Linked DNA regions of Homo sapiens: region 2 is linked to region 1. Evidence: chromatin loops called from intact Hi-C (ENCODE). Cell type or tissue: Caco-2. All regions are shown on one strand. Links, peaks and the distances in the headings refer to the core of each region. The heading gives the core; the rest is flanking DNA.

Region 1 (12,250 bases), core at 2,637-10,636:
GAATTCCTTTTTCTCTTTTCTTCTGACTACTGCTCAAGGCTTTTAACGAGCTGAAGTTAAAAAAAAAAAAGGTAGTGGATTTCATAAGGACTGACATTTGGCACAGTGTAGGTCCTGGTCCGATGCCCAGATAGGTATCTGTGGTACTGAAAGAGTTGGTTGAGGAGTGTAGGGGAAGGAAGCAAAGGGTTGGTTGAGGAGTGTAGGGGAAGGAAGCAAAGAGAGACCAGTGAAATAAAAATAAAACAAATTATTAAATATGAAATATTATACCAGGTTACATTTATAGCAAGCCTCCTGAAAATCTGCTATGTTTGGAAAGTAAACTTGCTTAACAAGATTCAATTTTATGAAAATTCTGAGGAGGATTACCTTATTTGTTTATCTTTCTGAGGCCTTTCTTGAGGAAAGACAGTGGTTAAGTTGTATTTAGGCAGTCATCGGTCTATTTCTTTCTTTTATGTTTAAAGCAGTATCTGTGAGGGGATTTTTCTAAACAGCTCAAGGGACTGTGAAAAAATAGTTCATTTTTTGTTTCTCCTGAAGCTTTCCTTGGCTGGAATACCTGTGCTTTGAAGGGAGGTCTTTGAGCAGGTTTGTTTTTTTCCATGAGCCCTGGGGATTTGTAGTGATAGACAGTAACCCTGATGGAAATTCAACTCTGGCAGAGAAGGGCAGCTATTCTTGTCCTGCTTGTAAAGATATTCTCCATGTTGTTACCTCATTATGCTGAAGTAGTGCAATCATGAGAAAGTTTTTTTGTATTAATGTGATTCTCATGACCTGTTACTATGGTTGTGAAACTTTTAGAGGAGATCCATTCCCGACTGGAAAACGTGAATTGCTGAGGATGATTCTAAGCAAAGGAAGTACGTTAATTATATAGACAGAACAGAGAACTCAATTTTATTGAACCTTATTTGTACCCAGAAGTTTGAACTAGATGCTGATATGATGATTTTTCTGGGAACAAGTCAACATGCAAGACTATTTGAGCAGCTGTAAATATTAGTTAAAATTTAATCTAAAGCAATGGAGAAAGGGTACTCTGCTGAAGTGGTTTCAGATGCATTGGCTGGATTTTTTTTTCTCCCCTTAAATTGTGTGGAGGCATAGACATTTACTATGTTATATTTTTATCTTTTTATATGCCTTAACTGTTTAATAATAAATAGACTTATTTCAATATTTGAAATGTGAGGCAGTATGAGTTCTTAATGTATACTTACTCTCGAGATGATGGCTCTTGGACTGAGAAATTGAAACCAGGTCCCAGTCCTTTCGCTTTTACTTCCTGTGACACTGGATTTGCACATGTCAATTCCAGGAAGCAGGTAGTTTCCAGCATCCATGTGGTTTTCCAATCTTTGCATTTGTGCCTTTAAACAACCAAATACCTGACGTTTATTAATATCCTGTGGGGCTCTTCTATCAGAAGCACATTCTCTTGGCCCGGTTCATAAGGGAAATGTCTGTGTATGCGCATCTGGCAGCTAAGATTAAGGTTTACAGTGGTATAACCTCACCTTCACTTTTAAGAAATTAAGTTTAAAAAAAATGCAGATCTGTCTTTCATAGCAGTGGAGCTCAACAACACATAGAGCATGAGAGTCACATTTTTTGTGTGAATATTTTCGAATGAGCCTTTTTTGGTATGTGGACGGGTGGCTAGTTACATTCAGTTCAATCCTTTTAACATTTAATTATGGAACAAAATCTTTTTTCAAAGTGTAGAGAAAAGCATATAAGGGCATTTCTGATGTAGCAGAGGAATCCAATAAAAAATATGACTTTGTGTCTCTAAAGTGGTACAGCTTTGAAATTAACACATCTGTATAATTTCAAAAGTATGATCTCTTTAGATCTTTTTCTTTAATTTCATAGTCTTAATTTTTGCAAATTTCTTCAACTCCATTCTCTAATTAAGATTTTGGTATACAATATTTATATGCAAAAGATTTTTGGTGCAGGAAATAACATTTTGAGGTTGATACTAATTGATTTGTTCACTTGCCCCTCAAAGGCTACGTGTGAGTCATGTTATTTAACATTGATCCAGTCAATATGTAGATTTATGCACATGCTTTTATTTTGAAAACTAGGTTTTGAGCTTCTCACATATGGAGTTCCTAATTCAAGCTTTATGTCAGAACCACCCTTCTGGGTCCAGACTCAGATATGTGGGGTGGGGTCCCAGCATCTGGAGTTTTAACAAGTTCTGTGGGCTATTCTCTTTAGTGCTCTTAATTTATAGACAAGGAAGGCAGGTTTAAAAGTCATAGAACCAAAGTGAAAATGATCTGCATTTTAGAGGAGCAAGGAAAGCTACAACGTTTATTATTTCTACTTATAAACACTTCCCTTTAAATAATTTGAAAAGATAATAGATTTCATGATGTTGGGCATTTTTTCTTTTACACTGTATTTTGAAGAGTTTGGGTTGTGTTGGGTGAAGTTAAAAGTGAGGAAAGTGGGTCAGGAGAGTGATGAAACCTGGTGCATTTCTTATTTTGGCCCATTGAACCAGAAGATGATACCAATATATCTAGTGCCGACATATTTCTCCACTGCGCTCCTTAGTTATTGCTGCAGTGTGTTCAAGGTCTTCTTGCTGTGAGTGTAACATCACATCTTGAACTCTTTTTCTAGGGAATGCATCAGCTTAGAGTCCGCTGATGCATTCATTATAAAAATGTATTGTGTATATTTTCTATTACATTATTTCAAAGACAGACGTGTTTTTGAATCATGGTGGGAAAAAAACTCCTCACATTCAACCTCTATGCTAGTTTTCTTATCTTAAGGGGGGGTGGTTAGAGAAATGTATTATATATGTATTAATATTTGCCTCCCTGTTTTTTAATTCTAAATAGGTGACATATTTAATATAACTATGCTTGCTTTTGAAATAATTTGCCTACCATTCTTTAAAATGAGTGAATTTTAAAAGATGTATAGTGATTTTTATGTGAAGATGAATTAAAGAGTTAAGTGACATAGACCACCGTAGCATTTTCCCTATGGATCTGTAAAAACAGCCCAAAAGTCTTGTGATTTTTTTTTTTTTTTGAGCCGTAGTCTTCCTCTTGCTCTGTTGCCCAGGCTGGAGTGCAGTGGTGCCATCTCAGCTCACTGCAACCTCTGCCTCCTAGGATCAAGTGATTCTCCCACCTCAGCTTCATGAGTAGCTGGGACTACAGGTGTGTGCCACCATGCCTGGCTAATTTTTGTATTTTTGGTAGAGATGGGGTTTCACCATGTCAGCCAGGCTGGTCTCGAACTTCTGACCTCAAGTGATCTACCCACCTCAGCCTCTCAAAGTGCTGGAAATACAGGCATGAGCCATGGTTCCCGGCCTCTTGTGATATCCTTATATTCAGTTAACCAAACCAAATCAAGTCAAATAACAAACCCCAAACCTTTTATAGACCTTGAGTTATTTGCAGATCTTTGGGGTTATTTACCTGTCTTTTGAGCTTTAATCTTTTACCTCTTTGAAGATACAGGAAGGGATCTTTATTTCTTCTTTGATAAAATAACCTTCAGAGTGACTTGAGATACGGAATTGCTTCTTTGTATATCATTGTGTGGTATTTGAGATCACATCTCAAAATTTAATGAGACCTGCTCCTCAGGCAGTTTTAAGATTAAGGATCAAAAAGGGAGCCACTGGAAAGGTGTGAGTGGCTGGTAATCTATGTTAGAACAGAGACTTTGGTGCAGAGGTTGGCCATGTTCATATGTGGAGTAAGTTTTCATGAAACAGGAGGAAGCCTTTTCTTATTTGAAACTAAGAAACTGCAAAATAAAAGTAATAAAATACCCCGAAGCAAATAGACTTTAAAACAACATTTGGTCCTAAGTTGTATATGACCAATTTCTTAAAGTGATTGTTATATTGCCAGTTTTGAAATTATATTATCTTTTAAAATTTAAAATGTAAATATTGTCTCAGGGGTGGGAGGATGAATCTCCATCTTATTTAGTGTTAAAGGCTCCTGGACTTACCCTAAAGCCCAGCTTTTTCGGTGGGGGGCTCATAAATAAAACTGTGTGTGTTCTAGTTTACTCTGTTACCTCATCTAGTTCCTTTAGGTGATTAGAAAATGCCGTATTAGCAAATATAAAAAGGTTTACTTTTGTGTTTTTACATGTGAAATCAATGGCCAGTTCTATAATGTTAACATATCAGACCCTTAATTATATATTAACTCCCATTTTGATAGTTTGTATAGAAAAATCAGAGTTGACTTGAATTATTTGAACTTGCATACGCTTTTTCAAGATACGTAACGTGTTGTAAATTAGAAGAGTGTTGGTGTTTTCGGAACACATGCATATGCTTGCTGTCTCAGGGCAGCCTTGTTGGGCATTTGGTGTCAGACATACCTTATTCTGAGGGCCTTGGCATCAAGGCAGATTGCTCAGAGAGGGGGTCTCTCTGCATATATGTCTAAGGGAGACATTTAGGGAAGTCTCATGCCATCCTATCTTTCTTTCTTTCTTTTTTTTTTTTTTTTTTTTTTTTTGAGACAGGGTCTTGCTCCATTGCCCAGGCTGGAGTGCAGTGACTCAATTTCAGCCCTCCGCCTCCCAGGTTCAAGTGATTCTTCTGCCTCAGCCTCCCAAGTAGCTGGGATTACAGGTGCCTGCCACCATGCTTGGCTACTTTTTGTATTTTTAGTAGAAGTGGAGTTTCACCACGTTGCCGAGGCTGGTCCTGAGCTCCTAACCTCAAGTGAACCGCCTGCCTTGGCCTCCCAAAATACTGGATTACAGGCGTGAGACACTGCTCATGGCCACCATCCTACTTTCTAACAGCACTGCCCCACCCTCCCCCTCGCCCCAAAAACCACCATGAAGGAGGCAGAGGGCACCAGGTGAAGACTGCCCATGGTCCTTTTCTTACCTCTGTGACTTCGCTTGTTTTGTGTTCTGGGCTTGATTGTTCTCCTTCTCCCTGCGTCCCCAGTTTTGCAACCTCCATCTTTAAAACATCAGCATCAGTGCCACCAGGTGTTCTGCTCTCTGTGCTATCTGCATGCCAGAATCAATCTTTCCCACGTGTTCACTCTTCATTTCTGTTTGTGGCCCTTCTGGCTTGTGTATGTCTATATGCCTTTTTTCATCTGACTTTCTGATGCTAGCCTTTAGCTTAGTCTCCACACACACAGTAAGTGCTTAACAAAGACTTGTGGCCGTGTGCAGTGGCTCATGCCTGTAATCCCAGCACTTTGGGAGGCTAAGGTGGGTGGATCATCTGAGGTCAGGAGTTCGAGACCAGCCTGGCCAACATGCTGAAACCTCGTCTCTACTAAAAATACAAAAATCAGCCAGGCGTGGTGGCACTCACCTGTAATCCCAGCTACTTGGGAGGCTGAGGCAGGAGAATCGCTTGAACTGGGAGGCAGAGGTTGTAGTGAGACGAGATTGTGCCAATGCACTCCAGCCTGGGCAACAGAGTGAGACTCTGTCTCAAAAAAAAAGACTTGCTATGCCTTTTAATGGTTTTAAAAATTACACTTGCTTACATACATACCTCATTCATTCAGCAAATGGTTATTGTTCATTCATTGTTAGATGCTGGGCTCAGAGATAAGCAAGACCCACCTCTGTTCTTAAGATGCTCTCAGGCTAGTTGGAAAGAAAGACATCAATAAACATCCCCACACAAACCAGGGACACATGGAGGGAGGAAGGATGTCTTGCTTTGGTTGGAATGAGGGTAGGTTTGAGTAAGAGAGCGTGAAAGAGGCAAGGAATTTGAGGTGTGCCTTGAAGGATGTGTAAGAGGCAACGCTGTGGACAGTGTGGGAAGAACATTGCAGATGATGAGAAAAGAGCAAGGCATTTGAAGTCTGTCCCTGGTAACTGAGTGTGGCTGGGGTAATGGGGATGATGGGAGAAGCTGGGGTCAGATTTCGAAAGCCCTTTTGAAGCAGGGTTTATTTGATCTTTCCCTGTAAGAAGCCACTACAGGATTTTAGGTGAGTTAATGACTAGCTCAGAACTGTTTTTCAGAAAGATAACTTGGCTGGCAGCAGGAAAGATAGATTTGGAAGGTAGCAGAGTTAGGGGGAGGCAGGGAACAGGTAAGAGTTGTGAAAAAATTGAGGTTAAGGAGTATAAGGACTTGGACCAGAGTGGTACAAGAGGAGACTGAGCAGGGGAAAGGATGTGAAAAGTGGTTAGCAGTTAGTAACAGGGTGTGCAAAGCCTCAATGTAAACTTCGCCTTTGTGGGATTTGTTAGTTAGTAACAGTATGTTTAAAGCCTCTAGGTAAATTTCACCTTTGTGGGACTTTTTAGTAACAGTATCTATAAAGCCGCAATGTAAACTTCACCTTGGTGGGATTTGCTTTATGTTTTCAATGAGGTATGTAGTTTTTCAAATCGTACTGTAATTCAGATTTTCAACACTTTCGGTTATTAGCTTTTTCTCTAGAATTTTCTTGATCAATTTCTTAACCGTTTACAGTTACTTCTACTTCTTACTGAAGTTGACTACTGCTGTTTTTCTCACAGTACCTCTTGGTCAGTTTATATGGGGAACTTCAAATTCAGTTCAGCTGCAATAGGATCTGTATTTTTTTCTATATATATTCTGAGAGAAGGGTCATGCTTTAGGAAAAAGTTGATGAAAATGAGAAAAGAGATGGTTTATTCATGTCTATGCAGTATACTATTAACAGTTCTTTGAAAAAGTAGCAAAGAAAGGTAATGTTAATCTCATCTTAAATGAAGGTAAAACTCTTGCACAGCTAAGAGAAAATCTATATACTAAAAGAGTTTGGAAAACTACTTCAGAGGAACTTTAATTAAAGAGTAGTCTAATGTGATGCTGTGAAGATAATGCCATCCTCTATTAGTAATTTCAGCTTCAACAAATAGGATAGAATAAATGCAAATTAAAAATAAATTAGGAGCAGATGTTGAGAAATATCTTACATTTAGGGAATTCTTAAGTGGTAGAAGGGCCCTGGAGTTCAGTTAATAAAGCTGGGATGCTCAGAAATTATAATAATTCAGGTAACAAATGCTTTCCTTAATGTGATGCTCTGCTGTGGAGGTTTTGGGAATAGAAGAAAGAAGAGGCTGTTATTGTCATACTGTTTGTAAGTTCATCTTTCTTTACATTCAGTGGATAACTAAAATCTACTATATATGCTGATATTTCAGAAATGGTGGTTCCCTTAACCTTCAAGAAAAAACAAAAGCTCTCATTTGTAAACACTTGCAAGCATTCTTGGGTTGTCTCTTGGTGGTACCCAAGTTTTTGCTTTGGCCGGTAAGAGACTTTTGCATAGTACTTTGTTGCCTTGCCTCTACAACATGTTAGGCTTGTGGATTGGCGCATGGTGAATAAGACACAGTTCCAGTTGTCGACTGTCTGTCACCTAGAGAGGGCAGGTACACAGGAATTTAAGAAAACAGATTAAACAGGCAGTTACACAGTTGTAAAAGTAAAAACAGCACAGATTGCTGTGTGAGCTCACGGGAGTGGTACCTGACATCCCAGGGCTTCAAGGAAGGCATCTTGGAAGAGTGGATATCTAAGCTGAGATCTGAAAGAATGAGTGGGGATGTGGGGAGGCTGTTAAGACAGAGGGAGTTGATGACAAGAGGTTTGGAGGTGAGAATTGTGAGGTTTTCAATATGGCTAAAGCAGGATGCTGGAGAATGAAGCTGAGAAGAGTGTTATAAGCCATCTTTAGGAGTTTGAGTTGTATCCTAAGCATAATGGTGAATCTTTGAAAGGGCTTTAAAATTAAAAAAATTTATATTTATATATTTATCATTTTTAAAATTCTGAAGTATTCAATCTAAAAAAATGTACAGGAAATGATATATCAGATATGCTCGTGCCCTCATTTGAAATTTATCAGCTGTTAATGTTTTGACTTTTTTTTTTTTTTGAAATGGAGTTTCACTCTTGTTGCCCAGGCTGGAGTGCAATGGCGCGATCTCGGCTCACTACAATCTCCCCTTCCTGGGTTCAAACAATTCTTGTGCCTCAGCCACCCGAATAGCTGAGATTACAGGCATATACCATCATGCCCAGCTAATTTTTTTTGTATGTTTTGTAGAGACATGGTTTCACCATGTTGGCCAGGCTGGTAATGTTTTGACGTATTTGATTTAGGTTGTATTTTAAAGAGCTAATTATGTCAGCATAGATAAATCTTAAAAACAATTTGACTACAAACAAAAATCAGGTTGCACAATGTATTGAATGGTACTGTATATAAAGCTCATATACCTGCAGAAATTGCCCTGCAGTGTTTATGTATTCATATTATAAATATATAGCAAAATACAAAAATTTTTATGGAAATTATAAACACTAGATTTCTTTAGAGATAGTGAGAGAGGAGGTTCTTCAGTTTTATCTATAATATTTAATTCCTCAATGAAAATAGAAATAGAATCTTAAATTAATATGAAATAATGCTGATTTGTGAACTGAGTGATGACTGTCTTAAGCCCAGTTCCTTGGAAGTAGGATTTGAGACAGAGATTTGTGTGCACTTGAGAACAATTCCTGTTAATGAAAGAAATGAGGGAAGAAGGACTGGGCCAGGGAAAAGCTGAAGTGTAGTTGAGTTACAGCAGGGCCACCATTGGATCCATAGGGAATGCTGGTGCTGGGATGGCCCTTCAGAGATTTCCCAACTTGAGGCAATGTGTTGAGCCTGGGGACCTTTGCCTTGACCAGTAGGCTTTTGGCTGACCCTGGGAAGGAGGTGAGGTGAAAATCTGGGCAAGGTAACTTGGCCAAGGGCAGTTCCTGGACGGATGCTCAGCTATGAGCCCTCAGCTGCTGGGGGAATGAATTTGTGCATTGCCTTGCCTGAAAGGCAGATCTGGATAGGAGATTCACTGCAGTCATGGACCTTGTACCATTTTCTTTTGCCTATTATTGTCTATTTCTATGTCTGAAAGATATGACATATTAAATAAAAAAAGCTTCCAATTTCTAGGAGCAGTATTCACCGAACTACTTCCCTGACACATACATACCTCACACCCTGCACACACCACACACCACAAACCGTAGCTGTAATATCAGGTTACATACTTTCTGTTTTATTTTCCCTTTTCTCTGTGTTTTTGGTTACTTGAGATGGCCTCCTCTCTCTCACTCCTGGTTTGGGAAGGCCTTGCTTCCTCTGAAAGCTTGTGAGCAGAGGGCTGATCTGATCAGATTTGCTCTTCTGAGTGGTGCTCTAGAAGCCACGTGGAGCATGGATGGTGTGGGGTGTGTGCTGGATGAGGCAAGCCTGGGGTTCTGGAGGACCTTTGGGTGGCTGTCACAGTTAGAGGATAAGAGGTATTGAAGCCAAAACTGAGATTGAGGTAGCTGGGAAGGAGGAGAGGGGAGAGTTTAGAAGCTTTAGGTAGGAGGCAGACCTGATAGGACATGGTGGTGGTCTTCAGATGATGGGTGGTGGATGGGATGGAGAGAGAAGCCTGGTTTTTGACTTTAACACTCGCAAATGAAGCCTTTCTTTCTAGGTTTTGTGGAGAGGGCAGTGCATAAGGGGATAGTAAGTGAAGTTCTAGATTGAGTTTTGAGGTGCCTGGAGATATCTGGGAAAAATATGTAATATATATATTTCTCTTACATGTATGAGACTGGCTTGGGCTGGGGTCTGCCCTTGAAAACTGGCAGCTGGAGTCTTGAGTACTTTCCTGAGTCATTTTTTGAGCTCTTTGCAAGATAATGTTAAAAATTCAAGAGGCCGGGTGTGGTGGATCATGCCTGGAATCCCAGCACTTTGAAAGGCCGAGGCGGGCGGATCACCTGAGGTCAGGAGTTCAAGACCAGCCTGGCCAACATAGTGAAACCCTACCTCTACTAAAAATACAAAAAAAAAAAAAATTACCTGGGCATGGGGTCGCGCACCTGTAGTCCCAGCTACTCAGGAGGCTAAGGCATGGGAATAATTTGAACCTGGGAGGTGGAGGCTGCGGTGAGTCAATATCACATCACTGCACTCCAGCCTGGGTGGCAGAGTGTGACTCTGTTGAAAAAAAAAAAAATCAAGAACTGTTGCATATTTTATTTATCTTTGTATTTTCTGAGATATTTTTGACTGACCCTAAAATGAGCATCTGGATGGTAGATGACGGCAGCGGAAGATGAAGAATTAAGAAGTGGTTTTTGATTTGTAATATTTTTTAGTAGATATTATTAGTTGATGCCGCAGTTGTTGACTGTATTTATCTCCCAAGGGCATAGGAAGCCCCCTTGCAGATATTACTCTACCTAGCCTGACTGGGTGTTTGGGGAGGGAGAGAAGAGGTTAACAATAAATCCTGCAATATGTGCAGAAGTTTTTACACTTGTGTTTCTGCATATTTTCTTAGAAAAAGGGTCCACAGTTTTCATTATATTCTCAAAGGAGACCTATGACTTAATGAAAAGTTAAGTCTTGTTAGAGGAAGAGTGACATATTATAGGGTTATGTCTTCATAATGTTTCTTTTTTTCTGAAATTAGATTGGCAGTCCAATACGCTGGCACGAACTGAGGGTCTCACACTTTTGCTGTAACTCAAATTCTGGTCCTTACTTTACTTCTACTGCCTTAAAGCCACTCAAACAAAAGACCTGATTGCTAGAATTAGGTTGAGAAGACACAAAGTTTGAAGGGCAAAATTTCTGATAATGTTTGACCCAGTTTTGCATATAATGTATTTTTATTTGTTGATGAATATTTCCCTTTTGTTGCTAAAAGTGGCAAATAATCAGACATAGATTACTAATTAACAGTCTGCCTCAGTTTTTTTTTTTTTTAATTAATGAAACTTGGGCTTCATCAAGCTCAGGTGGAATGGATATCACAGTGCTTTATTTTTTCTGACATCAAAAGAAATTTCTTTGTCAAAGTGTAGACATGTTTGTTGTGACTGCCTTTTGTGTGGGTTCTTTTCTCCCAGCCCTCTCCTACTACAGGAGAGAGAGATAATGGCCCTTTGCTCCTCATTCCGCATTCAGACCAGATTCCCCAGCTGCAATCTCCTGCCATCGGATTGCATCACCAACTCAACCTAATTGGTGAGATGTCACTCCCTCCCTCCACCGCTCACTCTCATTTCTCAGTGAGTTTAGCTCTGTCACTCTCTCTAAAAGTTACTCTTGTTTTAGTGATTTGGGTGTAAACATTGATGATCCTTCTAATACTCTGTCCTCTTAATTTCTCTAAGTTCTCTTTCTAGTGATCTTGTCTCCCAGTGTGGTGGGTATATTCTGGCTAGACCAGGTCATTGTTTATGGTGGCAGCCCCTCTGTCATCTGAATTTAAGCGTCCCATTTTTTCGGTACTAGCATGGCTCACTGCAACCTCCGCCTCCTGGGCTCCAGCAATCCTCCCACCCTCGGGTAGCTGGGGCTATAGGCATGTGCCACCACGCCTGGCTAATTTTTGTATTTTTTTTTGTAGATAAGAGGTTTCACCATGTTGCCCAGGCTGGTCTCAAACTCCTGGGCTCAAGCAATCCATCCACCTCAGCCTCCCGAAGTGTTGGGATTACAGGTGTGAGCCACCATGCCCGGCTGACTTTGCCTACTCTTGCCCTAAGAAAATTGAAGCAAACCAAAGAGGAATCCAGAAACTTCAATACCACATCTATCCTCAACCAGAACCCACCCAAGGCCACCCTAACCGTGTACATTGTACCCATCCTCCTTTACTTACTCAAAGTCACCTCCCTTCTCTCTTCTGCATCCCTATGATTTCCCCTTTAGTGGATCCGCTTACAAACATGCTATTGTTTTTCTTCTAGCAAAACTTTACTTTGATCCCACCTGTCTCTGTAGCTACCACGCCATTCCTCTGGTCCCCTTTATGAAAGAGCTCCTCAAAGATTGTATGTACCAACATTTGCAGTTCGTCTCCTTTCATTCCCTCTTAAGACCACTCAAATCAGGCAGACCCCCTACCAGTCCAGTAAAACTGCTCTTGTCAAAGTTATTAGGGACCTCCTTGTTGCTAAATCCAGTAGCCTGTTCTCAGTCCTTACCTTATTCCACCTCTCAATAGCATCAACACTGCTGATCACTCCCTCCTCCATGACTCTTTCTTCATTTGGCTTCTAGGACACCCCACACGCTCCTGGTTTCCCACCCATTATCTTTTGCTGATTCTTCCTCTTAACGTTGGAGGGCCCAGGACCCAGTCCTTGGACCTCCTCTCTGTCCCCACTGTTGCCGTTTGTCATCTCACCAGTATCCTGGTTTAAATACTA
Region 2 (12,250 bases), core at 2,947-10,946, 160 kb after region 1:
TTGTTTTCTTTTATTCTTTGTGTAGCTGTTAAGGAAGAGGAGATTATATGGAACAAAAGGGACATTGTTGTTCCATCTTCAGAGAGACATTTCATCATGAAGAAATGAAGAAAAATTATAGTGGGTTAGTTAATATTTCAAACGTCAACATCCGCAGGAATGAAGTCACTGTCTGACTCTCAGAAATGCCAATGGAATGATCTATGTTGTTAATTAACAGAGACCCTTTTACATTTTAATCATGGGGTCTCCTTTGCCATGTATTGGAATTCATTTAGGATAATGGTCTATGTAATAATATTGGTTCCTAATATGATTTTTTCAAACTAAATATTTTTAAATAAACAGAACTGAAGGGCCAACCTGGACATGCATATCTGGAAACATTGAAAACACTGAAAGATGTGCTAAATGATTCAGAAAATAAGGCCCAGGTGTCTCTGAATGTCCTTAATGATCTTGCCAAGGTGGAGAAGGCCCTGCAAGAAAAAAAGGTAACATATATCTTCCATGTTAGAACTCTAGCGCTTCTTCTAATATCTCCTCTTACATATTTTGAAATGTTTTTTCAGAGATTAAAAAAAAAGTTGGTCAGTTTTGTTCATCATTGGTGCAAAAATGTGTTTATGATTTGAGGGTTAGTTTGACCTCACATAAAAGAAAGTACAGTTATTAAAAATTTTTTCATAGAAGAAAAGCATATTTTCTCCTTCTGCTGTGATTAGCTTAAAATTCTCAACCTGTTCATAAAATCTGCTAAAATATCTTTATGAAATGAGGACTATCAGTTGACGTGTTGATGTATACTTTTTTCTGCATCGAATAGGAATGTTTCCGAGGTCATTTAGTTGAGTAGCCTTATGGCTCTGTGCTATTAGATGAAAAGGAGAGCAGCCATTGAGCACTGCACACTTGGCCCACACTGGGTTTGCTGTTCCCTTGGTTTTTAGGGTTGAGAATACACTGTATTGCCCACACACAACTCATGAAGAAAAAGCTTTAATTTTTATGATTATGCCTATTTTTTTCATGAGTTTTTCATGTTTTGTTTTGTTTTGTTTTTTGATTTCCAACTTTTATTTTAAGTTCAGGGGTACTTGTGCAGGATGTGCAGGTTTGTTAAATGGGTAAACGTGTGTCATGGTAGTTTGCTGCACTACGTATTAAGCCCAGCATCCATTAGCTCTTCTTCCTGATGCTTTCCCTCCCACCATGCCCCACCCTCCAACAGACCCCAGTGTGTGTTTTTCCCCACCATGTGTCCGTATGTTCTCATTATTCAGCTCCCACTTATAAGTGAGAATATGCGGTATTTTTTTTTGTTGTTTCTGAATTAGTTTGCCGAGGATAATGGCTTCCAGCTCCATCCATATACCTGCAAAGGACATGATCTTGTTCCTTTTTATGGCTGCATAGTATTCCATGGTTGATATGTACCACATTTTCTTTAAGTAGTCTATCATTGATGGGCATTTGGGTTGATTCCTTGTCCTTGCTATTGTGAATTGTGCTGCAATGAACATAGTGTGCATATATCTTTATAACAGAATGATTTGTATTCCTTTGGGTATATACCCAGTGAGATTGCTGGGTCAAATGGCATTTCTGGTTTTAGGTCTTTGAGGAATCACCACACTGTCTTCCACAGTGGTTGAACTAATTCACACTCCCACCCACTGTTCTTTTTAGATAAAAATGCTTTCTAATGCATTTTAAAGTGACTTTTGACTTTATATAGCCCATTTTACTATATCTGTGCAGACACATTTTTGTGCATATTTTTAATCTTTTAAAACTTTTTCCAGACCCTTGATGAAATCCTTGAGAATCAGAAACCTGCATTACATAAACTTGCAGAAGAAACAAAGGCTCTGGAGAAAAATGTTCATCCTGATGTAGAAAAATTATATAAGCAAGAATTTGATGATGTGCAAGGAAAGTGGAACAAGCTAAAGGTCTTGGTTTCCAAAGATCTACATTTGCTTGAGGAAATTGCTCTCACACTCAGAGCTTTTGAGGTAAATCCAGAGGCCACTGGGAGTTTAAGTTTATTACGGGGTAAATAGTAATTATCTTATAAGATTCACGTATTTATTATTTAAATATTTTACATTCTTTCTAGATCCCCATTTATTATGTATTTAAGTTGGGACTTATCAAAGATGTACTTTTAATGTGCTAGAGAGCACATTTATTTCCTTTTGCCTGGAAGCAAAGTCAAAAGTAGAGTAAACTGGACCTTGAAGATAAGAGAAAATTGCTTAAAAATGGTCAAAATAATGTTTCAGGCATGGAGGGCCTGTGTGAAATACAGACTGTTGATTAGATTATAGTAGTAACTTGGTTGGGGTGGTAGAAATAGCCCAGGTAGTAGTAAATTGCTGAATACATGAAACTACTTTTTGCAGGTTTTTGACATTTGAAGTCAAAAGTCAGAGATAGGCCATTGACAGTGTCAGAGTGGGAAGGCAAATCGTTCCAGGGACATGAAAATTCAGAAACAGGATCCTTCACTACACCTGAAAATGTTGACAGATGCAGCAGTGATAAAGTTTAAGAGGAAAGGATAAATGTGAGGATGTATAAGGAGAGAGTCAATGTCAATAGAAGTCAGTGTCAGATTTTAACATTCTGCCTGTGAGAAAGATGGAGAAGCAGAGTTTCCAGGTCACCTGGTATTTTAATAGGAAAGTTCTGGGTGGAGAATGAACCAATCACACTCTCTCCCTGCAAGGCTTCCTATCCTCCAGTGACTCCTTACCTTGGTCTTTTTTTTTTTTTTTCCCCATCAGTCAGGGATCTTTGTCTTTTTTAAATTTCTTATTCACCGATGTATGCCAAGATGTACTCATAACTAGAGCAATGCCTGGCACAGAGAAGGCATCCAATCAATATTTTTCAACGAATGAAATGAAATTAGCAATAGGAGATTTAGATTTGGATATATCTCTGTATATCTATCTATCTATATATATAGATAGATAGATTCTCTTGGAAGCTAAATCCAAATATGTGTAGATATATATCTATATATATAGGGAGATGTCTCTGTATATATGCATATACATCTTTATTTATATAGAGAGAATCTAAATCCGAATCTATATATATTTAGATGTAGATCCAAATATATGTAGATACAATATATATATCTACATATATTTGGATCTACATCTAAATATTATATCTACATATATTTGGATCTAGATCTAAATATATATAGATTTGGATTTAGATGCTAAGCAAATTTGCATAAGGAATATTGCCCCCAAAAAGTGAAAAGATTGAAAGCGAAGACAAAAATTAATGAAAATGTATGTTTTGAAAATCAAAGTCAGAGAACACGTGGTAGAAGAGGAGCTGGAAGACCTCACAGATTAGTGTGGAAGGGATCCAGCCAGATTCTCTGAGTGGACCACTGAATTTGGAGGGGCGTTCTTTGACTCAGGAACTAATGGGTAGTTCCAATGAATGATCAGCAGAAGATACAGATGGAGGGGTTGTGTGTGTGTGTGGGTAGCTGTGTGTGATGGTAGTGACAGGAGGTAGTTTTTCTCTAGGTGTAAGTGCAGTTCTAGATGGAGATCTCATTCAAATAAACCAGTAATTATGGAGAGAAATGTGTTTTGTGTGGCTTAGTGTTTTTGACTCATTTACTTTTTTTTTTTTGAGATGGAGTCTTGCTCTGTTGCCCCAGGCTGGAGTGCCATGGTGCAATCTTGGCTTACTGCAACTTCAGCCTCCCGGGTTCAAGCAGTTCTCCTGCCTCAGCCTCCTGATTAACTGGGACTACAGGCACATGCCACTATGCCCGGCTAAGGTTTTATTTTTAGTAGAGATGAGGTTTTACCATGTTGGCCAGGCTGGTCTCAAACTCCTGACCTCAGGTGATCCACCCTCCTCGGCCTCCCAAAATGCTAGGATTACAGACATGAGCCACCATGCCTGGCCCATTTTACTTTGCGATGGTCCCACTTCTCGTTGTGTATTATGAGTTGCAATTGTTCCCGGCTTTCAAAATGAGCATTGGCCTTTTCTATAATTCTAAAGTTTTTGGTTATGGTCCCAGCATTGTATTATCAGTGATTCTCAACCGGGGTGATTTTACCCTCCAGAGGATACTTGTTAATTTCTGGAAACATTTCTGTTGTCAGAACTGTGGGAGAAGACTTCCAGTGGGTAGAGGCCAGGGATGCAGCTAAACATCCCACCATGTACAGGACAGCCTCACAACAAAATAATCATCTGGCTCCAAATGTCACTAGTGCCAAAGTTTAGCAATGCCAGATGAAACATTCCCCATCTTTTCAAAAGATCATCCCTTTGTTTTCAGATTTAAGTCCAAAGTATAAATGGAGATTAACCTCAGAGTTAGTCTTCTTTTGACTCTTAAAAGTATATCTTAGGGTTAGCTAAATGTATGCTACTATTTCAATATGGAGCTTAAAGAGAATAAATATTCTCCCAAAATACAAAAGAGTCCTGTGGTTATAGTAATCCAGCTTTAAGCTTTGGTGGGTTGTTGCTATTAATGTAGCAAATCCAGGCACTAAAAGTGGTCACTTGGAAATATTTATTTCCATTAAAAATATCCAACATCAAGGGTGTGTGTCTGGATATGTAAGTGTTTGTTGTTACAGTAGCAGATTTGTAATGTCCAGTACTTTTTTTATTTGCTTCTTGTGTACTAACTGCAAGATTGTGGTTAAGGAATACAGTGTCTATATTTCTTAATTGTATAACTTCTTCATTGAAATACATGTTTTATCTTAAATTCAAAAGAAAACTCCTTTTTTTTGCTTTGTAGGAATTGCTGGTTACTTAACTACTCATGATTTACTTGGGAAAACTTTAAATTCCACACCCTCAAATTATTAGATAATTATAATAAATATTTATTTGCAGATTATCATTGTTTTCCCTTTTTCAATGACCTGATATATGATTTTTTAGGCATTTAATTATTTTTGTCTTTAAGGCATGAAGCACAGTAGGTTTTAGATTCAATGCCAATTCATAATAATGTTTTGTAGGAACAAAATAGTTAACTCGTTTATTTTTAAAATGCATTTTTCATTACATGAGTAGTACTTGAAGCCTACACATTGTGAAGAAATTGAATACCACAGAAATACTTACAGTGAACATTTAGAGTTCCTTTTCTTCCCCAATACCATTTTCTTTCCTGGGGGCAGCTAATATTAACAGTGGATCCTTGTACATACAAGTTAGACAAGAACAATTGACAAATATTGCTAATTCCAATCATTTTCCCCCACACTGTGGAAAGAAATGATATTGGAACTCTGTGAAGGACATTTAAATCCATAGTCCAGATAGAGTTTGGAAGTGAATCCCACTACTTAATAACATCTTTCATTGATACAGCACATTTAAACTTTGAAAGTGTTTTCATGGCCATGTGCTTGCTTTTTTCTGCTATCCTTCAATATTTGTAAGAGGCTGTTAGTTGTGTGCGAATTTCAGTTTTCTGTTATTTGTTGGCATTGCAGTGTTTTTCCTCATTTGCCTGCATTTCCTTTGTCTCCATAGCTGGTTCCTTTTGTGCATGTTGAGATTGGACCTACATATTTTTATTCATTGTGTTATGCCCAAATACATTCTTAAGTTCTTTTTATTTGTGCCATGCCAAAGCAATAACCTCCATTCCTGTACTTACGAGGTAAAATATTCATTGTTACTTTTTACAAACTACTATACCCCTTCCAGGTGACAAAACATTTGAAAATACATGAAATGGGTATTTCTTTTTTCCATTATTGATTTTACTGACTGGATTTTCATGTGAATCATGGGGATAACATATTATAAAATCCTAAGAGGCTGCTTATATATCTCTCCTCACCAGTAGTAATATCTTTGGATTTAGGGGCTGCAAAGTATTTCATATTACGTACTTCCTTTTCCTTATTCAAGAGCTCCTGCCCTATGTATAACTGGGAAATGAAAGATGTCCCCAAGGCACACACAAAACTGTCTTCTATTTTCCAGCGCTCCTGCCTTTTCAGGCTCCTCCTCCAGGCCCTTCCTTCTGGGTTCAGGCTCTCATGCAATCTCTTTCCCTGAAAATTTCATTACCCTTTAAATCTGATTCCCACTTCCTGTCTCTTCTCTCTGGAATTCATCTTTCACACCAATACCAGAGTTGTACTTCTGAAAGGATCTGGTTGTCTTCACCATTAATACAAATTAATACCAAGTGCCATTAATACAAAATGTCCCTTTCTTGCCCTGAAGCCCTCCCTGCATCTCCACTGTGAGCTGAGTCAGGTGGGGAGAATACGGTGGGTCACCAAAGACCATCCTAGACTATTGCCTTTCTCTGAAAATGTCATGTACTTGCTAGGAATTCACATCCCTCCTCCTCCTGTCTGCTCATCTGTCTTCAGCCCAGCTCATCACTACACCCATAGCTAGATAATCGTTCCCTCCTCTGTGATTCGACTGTGTGTCATTTACACCTTCACAATGACCCATCTCAGGCCGTCTTTTATTATGGTGAGAAATGTGTGTCTCTCTTCCCACGAGGCATGAGCTCTTTGAGGGTTGGATCCCTGTCAGGCATAGAGCAAGTTAGCAGATGTGAATGTAATTGATGTGTCCGGCCTCTCTAGTGAGAGTGGATTTATACAGTCTAAAGCCTGGTTATCCTAAGTGGCAGGACACCTGTGTAGTCATGCCTCTTCCTTCAACTGTTGAACAGTCAAAGGCACACATGAATGGACTTGCTCTGACCCGGAATCTGGAGGGGGGCGTGCTGGAGCTCCAACAGGCAGAACCAGGTTTTGAGAGTACTTTGGAAAGCATTTTAGGGTAAAAATGCAATACTTTCTAAGAGTAATATTAGTACGGATGATTTAACCCTTCTTAGGTAACATATAATTGATATAATTATCTCATAAGGGTTTGAGTTTTTTTTCTCATTTGTGAACACATTTTACTTTACTGAAGGGAATATTCATATATTCCCTTCCTTAGATTTAAGAACCTTATTAGTTTTTAATAAGTGTAGTAGCAGTGTCATTGTTTGTCTTCCCTACTAAGTGAGAGAGCACATTTTCAAGGTTGTGTTTTTGAGGTTATTGAGTATTATAAAGTGAAACAAAATAGGAACCTGGCTGCCTTAAATTACTGTTTTAATTCTGGCTTCACACTATTTTTTTTTTTTTCTGGTCTATGTCTTAAAAAGCTGTGGACATTCCGACAGATGGGGGAGGAGCAAAAGAAAATGCCAAGAATTTAGCTGTAATCAAGTCTCCAGAGGTAGTTGTGTACCTTGCAATCTTACTGTCTTAAATCCAGATTTACCAAGCTTTAAATTACCTCCATCCTTAGGTCACAGGATGGGGGATGGGAAATGAGGTGAGATAGGGTCAGAGGAATTGTTTTAATGACCTTGCTGTTCCTTGTCCGTGATCCCATAGCAGGTTGTTGCCCATCTGAAATGCTTAGAAATCATTGCTTTTGAGCAGTGATGGTCCATGTAGACTTTGACCCTTCCATACTAGAATATTTGATATTTTGATTTTCAAAAAATACTGTATTCGTAATTTTATATTCATTTGAATATTTGTGAGTAAAAATAGGTATGAGAAATGGCTGCCCCAGATTAGTACTTAGTTTATTTTTTTTTGCATGTGAAATAATGACATTTGCTTTAGAAATTTACTAACAGTTTTTATATTTCGTTTTGGTTTGTAAGAACTGAAGTCCCTTAAAGAAATGTGTGTGTGTGTGTGTGTGTGTGCATGCGTGTGTTCTGTAAGCAGATGGAGGTGAAGAAAAAAATCGTCATTATTGTAGATTAGAAGCTTGTAAGTGCATCAGCTGAGTAATTTTTAAATGGACAGAGAAACACTATTTTCATGTGAGCTCTTTGACGATCTTTGTAATCAACCTCTTTGTTGTGGTGGAATTGACTTAAAGATGAGCAGACTTTTGGTATGTTTGAAAAGCACAGGAAACATCTGCTACAGGTTGATTGTGACAATATTTTGCTCAGGGAAAGGGGAGATAAGATAGGGAGAGTGGAAGGCAGAGTAGAGCTCCCTGTCTTCTGCCTTCACCCATACAGGTACAGGTGGTAGGTAGCATTGATCTTTGGGACTTGATAACCCTTCCCGCGCGGTGTGCCACGAGGTGGAAACGCCGAGTGAATCTGCTGCTGCCAGGCACTTCTAAAGGATGGGCCTTTCCTTCTGTACCAATTCCTTCCCATGAGCTGTATTTGGCCAGGTCTAGCCAGATATATAAGCAGTAGCCATTTGAAACAGTTACTTTGAAACAGTTACAGGATAGAACAAGCATTAATGTTGGCAGCAATTAAAAAAGTGAAACCCATGCTTATGCAAACACATGCTCATCCTGGCTGTTCATTCCTGTGGTGCCTCTGATGGGACATAAACACCAAAACTTGGATGTGGTAACTCTTTTATGGTCTCAATCTTGGTCATAATAAAGCAGTTGGTTTTGTAGATCTTAGTATAATAATCGCTACCATTTAGTGCATTCTTCTATGTGGGAGTCTCTGTTTTTCAGAACAACCAGACAAGATAGTTGTTATGATTCCAGTTTCACAATGAGTTATTAAGGCTCAAAGAAAAATTAGTTTCTCAAGGCCCCATGGCTAGGCAGGTGCTGAGCTTGGTAGTCAGACCTCAGCATTTCTTTATATGGGCACACTGTCTCTTTTAGAGCACAGTGTGGTTAGAATTACATGCAGGATTTTTAGTAGTGAAAATATTATAGTGTGGCTTTACAGGTTCCCTTCTATTCCCTTTGTCACTTTTGGGATGATCCATTGGCCTACATGGCTTCTCTGTCTGTTTCTTTCCTTTTTTTTTTTAGTATTTATTGATCATTTTTGGGTGTTTCTCGGAGAGGGGGATTTGGCAGGGTCATAGGACAATAGTGGAGGGAAGGTCAGCAGATAAACATGTGAACAAAGGTCTCTGGTTTTCCTAGGCAGAGGGCCCTGCCGCCTTCCGCAGTGTTTGTGTCCCTGGGTACTTGAGATTAGGGAGTGGTGATGACTCTTAACGAGCATGCTGCCTTCAAGCATCTGTTTAACAAAGCACATCTTGCACCGCCCTTAATCCATTTAACCCTTAGTGGACACAGCACATGTTCCAGAGAGCACGGGGTTGGGGGCAAGGTTATAGACCAACAGCATCCCAAGGCAGAATAATTTTTCTTAGTACAGAACAAAATGGAGTCTCCTATGTCCACTTCCTTCCACACAAACACAGCAACAATCCGATCTCTCCTTCTTTTCCCCACACTTCCCCCCCTTCTATTCCACAAAACTGCCATCGTCATCATGGCCCGTTCTCAATGAGCTGTTGGGTACACCTCCCAGACGGGGTGGCGGCCGGGCAGAGGGGTTCCCCACTTCCCAGATGGGGTGGCCGGGCAGAGGCGCCCCCCACCTCCCAGACGGGGCGGCTGCCGGGCGGAGACGCTCCTCACTTCCCAGATGGGGTGGCTGCCGGGCGGAGGGGCTCCTCACTTACCAGATGGGGTGGCTGCTGGGCGGAGGGGCTCCTCAGTTCCCAGACGGGGTCGCGGCCGGGCAGAGGCGCTCCTCACATCCCAGATAGGGCGGCGGGGCAGAGACGCTCCCCACATCCCAGATGATGGGCGGCCAGGCAGAGATGCTCCTCACTTCCTAGACAGGATGACGGCCGGGAAGAGGCGCTCCTCACTTCCCAGACTGGGCGGCCGGGCAGAGACGCTCCTCACTTCTTAGACGGGGTGGCGGCCGGGCAGAGGCTGCAATCTCGGCACTTTGGGAGGCCAAAGCAGGCGGCTGGGAGGTGGAGGTTGTAGCGAGCCGAGATCACGCCACTGCACTCCAGCCTGGGCAACATTGAGCACTGAGTGAGTGAGACTCCGTCTGCAATCCCGGTACCTCGGGAGGCCGAGGCTGGCAGATCACTCTCGGTCAGGAACTGGAGACCAGCCCGGCCAACACGGCGAAACCCCGTCTCCACCAAAAAATACAAAAACCAGTCAGGCGTGGCGGCGCGCACCTGCGATCCCAGGCACTCGGCAGGCTGAGGCAGGAGAATCAGGCAGGGAGGTTGCATTGAGCCGAGATGGCGGCAGGACAGTCCAGCCTTGGCTCGGCATCAGAGGGAGACCGTGCAAAGGGGAGAGGGAGACGAGGGAGGGGGAGAGGGAGGGGGAGAGGGAGGGGGAGGGGGCGAGGGAGGGGGAGGGGGAGAGGGAGAGGGAGAGGGATCTGTTTCTTTTCTCTTTCTTTTTTTCTCATGTCAGAGGGAGAGAAGGAACAGATACATGTGAATTGCATGTGCCCTGATGGGTCTGCGTGTATTAGAGAGAGGGTGGGAAGGAGGGAGGAGGGAAGGCTGTTGAGGCCATAAAACTTCCTCATATGCCAGTGACTGGAGTAGTTAAGGCCACTTACTCAAGTCAAAGCCAATTGTGGTTAAAACTTCCTTGAAATATAATGCTTCCATATAAATTTTGAAAATTTTGGCTGAGGAGACTATCAGTTTTCCTTATTCAAACTAGAGTTAATGAATTTCCCAGTTATACAGCAGTAATGCATTCTTTAAAAGTGCAGAATGGAGATTAGCAGTGCAAGAATCTGTGGTGACAAGTTAAACGGAGAATTTTTAAAGTCATTTTATGAACTCTGTGAATGTATTCACACTTTCTCTCTTTTTGCACTTCTGTCTTTTTTGGATGCCCCACTCTACCCGTCCTGAGCATGTCTTCCCAAGAAGCCTTCTATGCTAAGACCTTGAAATGCTGGAGCAAACACAGAAGTGACCTGTAACCAACTGAAAATATATAAGGGTAGCATGGACCTGTGGGAATAGTGTCAGACAGGCTGGAGAAGAGAGGAGGAAGCAGCTTGGGGAAAGTGTGCAATGGAACTGAAAGGCTTTCAAAGCTGTGCCAAGAATAAACGAGATGCAGAAGTGCTTAGACAGGATGGTATAATATTAATGGAAGACACAGAGAAACCTAGCTAGATAAGCACTTTTTACTTGCCATCTTCATCAGAGAATGGCCTTCAAAACTACAAAGTATAGAATAGTCATTACTGAGAGTGCTTTAGAGCCTGAACTTAGGACCACAAGCAAAACCACTCAGAGCTCCTCCAGATGCATAAATCTACATCCCAAGTGGGATTTTTACCCTTGATCTCAGGGTCATTTACGTCATAATCTTGTGAGAAATTACCAGAAAAATGGAGATGGAGGAATGTCCTAATTAAGAGGAAACATTAGTTTTTAGAAGCAGAAGATATAAAGTAAGTTTGATGTCAGTTCCTAGCCAAACTGTAAGATAAATAACCGACTAGAGATCTTATATGTGCTTAGGAAAGAATGTCGTGGTCACCAGGAATCAACATGGATACCAATAATAGGCCTTGCCCAGACTCATTTCCTTTAAGTACTACTTTCTTTTCTTTTTTTTTTTTTTTGGAGGAGGAAGCCTAGATTATTAGATACACAGAGTGATAACATCTCACATTTGAAGATGCTCTCTCATTTAGTTCAAATAATGCTCACAAATGAACATTCTTGGCAAGTCTTGATTTCACCAAAGTATTTGAGATAATCTCTGATAACCTTATATAAACTAGTTAGATCTTTGTGATCAATTCAAACATTATAAGGATCAGAATAGTTGGTTCTGGGTGGCATATTTTAAGGACATTAAAAATTGATGTAGTTTCCAGAGCGTGTTGATCAGAGTAGTGAGCAATACCTAAATATCATGTCCTACAGACATCATGGAAGGAATTGGGAACATGTAATCAGTAGAAGACCAGAGAAAAACATGGCAGTTGCCCACCTATGGAAAGAAATGACAATGATTTTGGTATTGGAGCTCAAAAGCTAAAATTGCATCTACTTACTTGCATTTTTTTTTTTTTTTTGAGACAGAGTCTTGCTCTGTCGCCAGGCTGGAGTGTAGTGGTGCCATCTTGGCTCACTGCAACCTCTGCTTCCCAGTTTCAAGCTATTCTCCTGCCTAAGCCACCCCGAGTAGCTGGGACTACAGGTGCCCCACCACGCCCCCAGCTAATTTTTGTATTTTTAATAGAGACGGGGTTTCACCTTGTTGGCCAGGATGGTCTTGATCTCTTGACCTCGTGATCCGTAGCCTGGGCCTCCTAAAGTGCTGGGATTACAAGCGTGAGCCACCGTACCTGGCCCTTATTTGCATTCTTTAAGGCCTGGTTCCAATG

The links. Hi-C counts contacts between places; a loop is a spot of excess contacts. Peaks named below come from ENCODE experiments on the same cell type or tissue, not always from the same donor. Only the 100,000 strongest peaks of a DNase experiment are listed, where the experiment ranks them.
Region 2: it touches region 1 in a loop (2.5-fold over the local background); 3 of 110 quality-filtered maps call a loop at or near these places.

Annotation. Positions count from the first base shown.
Region 1 is chr6:144,297,033-144,309,282 of GRCh38, forward strand. The region is part of intron 2 of UTRN (utrophin); the gene reads left to right. Among named protein-coding and RNA genes, the nearest start is that of UTRN, 18 kb to the left of the region's middle. RefSeq lists an enhancer at 9,057-9,176. In Caco-2, for the core only: no CTCF peak of the experiment used is centred there; DNase peaks (open chromatin) are centred at 3,329 and 5,869.
Region 2 is chr6:144,460,849-144,473,098 of GRCh38, forward strand. It overlaps UTRN (utrophin), which reads left to right. Exons shown (of 75, transcript NM_007124.3): 22 at 349-494; 23 at 1,806-2,018. Among named protein-coding and RNA genes, the nearest start is that of SNORA98, 61 kb to the left of the region's middle. RefSeq lists enhancers at 8,784-9,460, 12,157-12,250. In Caco-2, for the core only: no CTCF peak of the experiment used is centred there; a DNase peak (open chromatin) is centred at 7,303.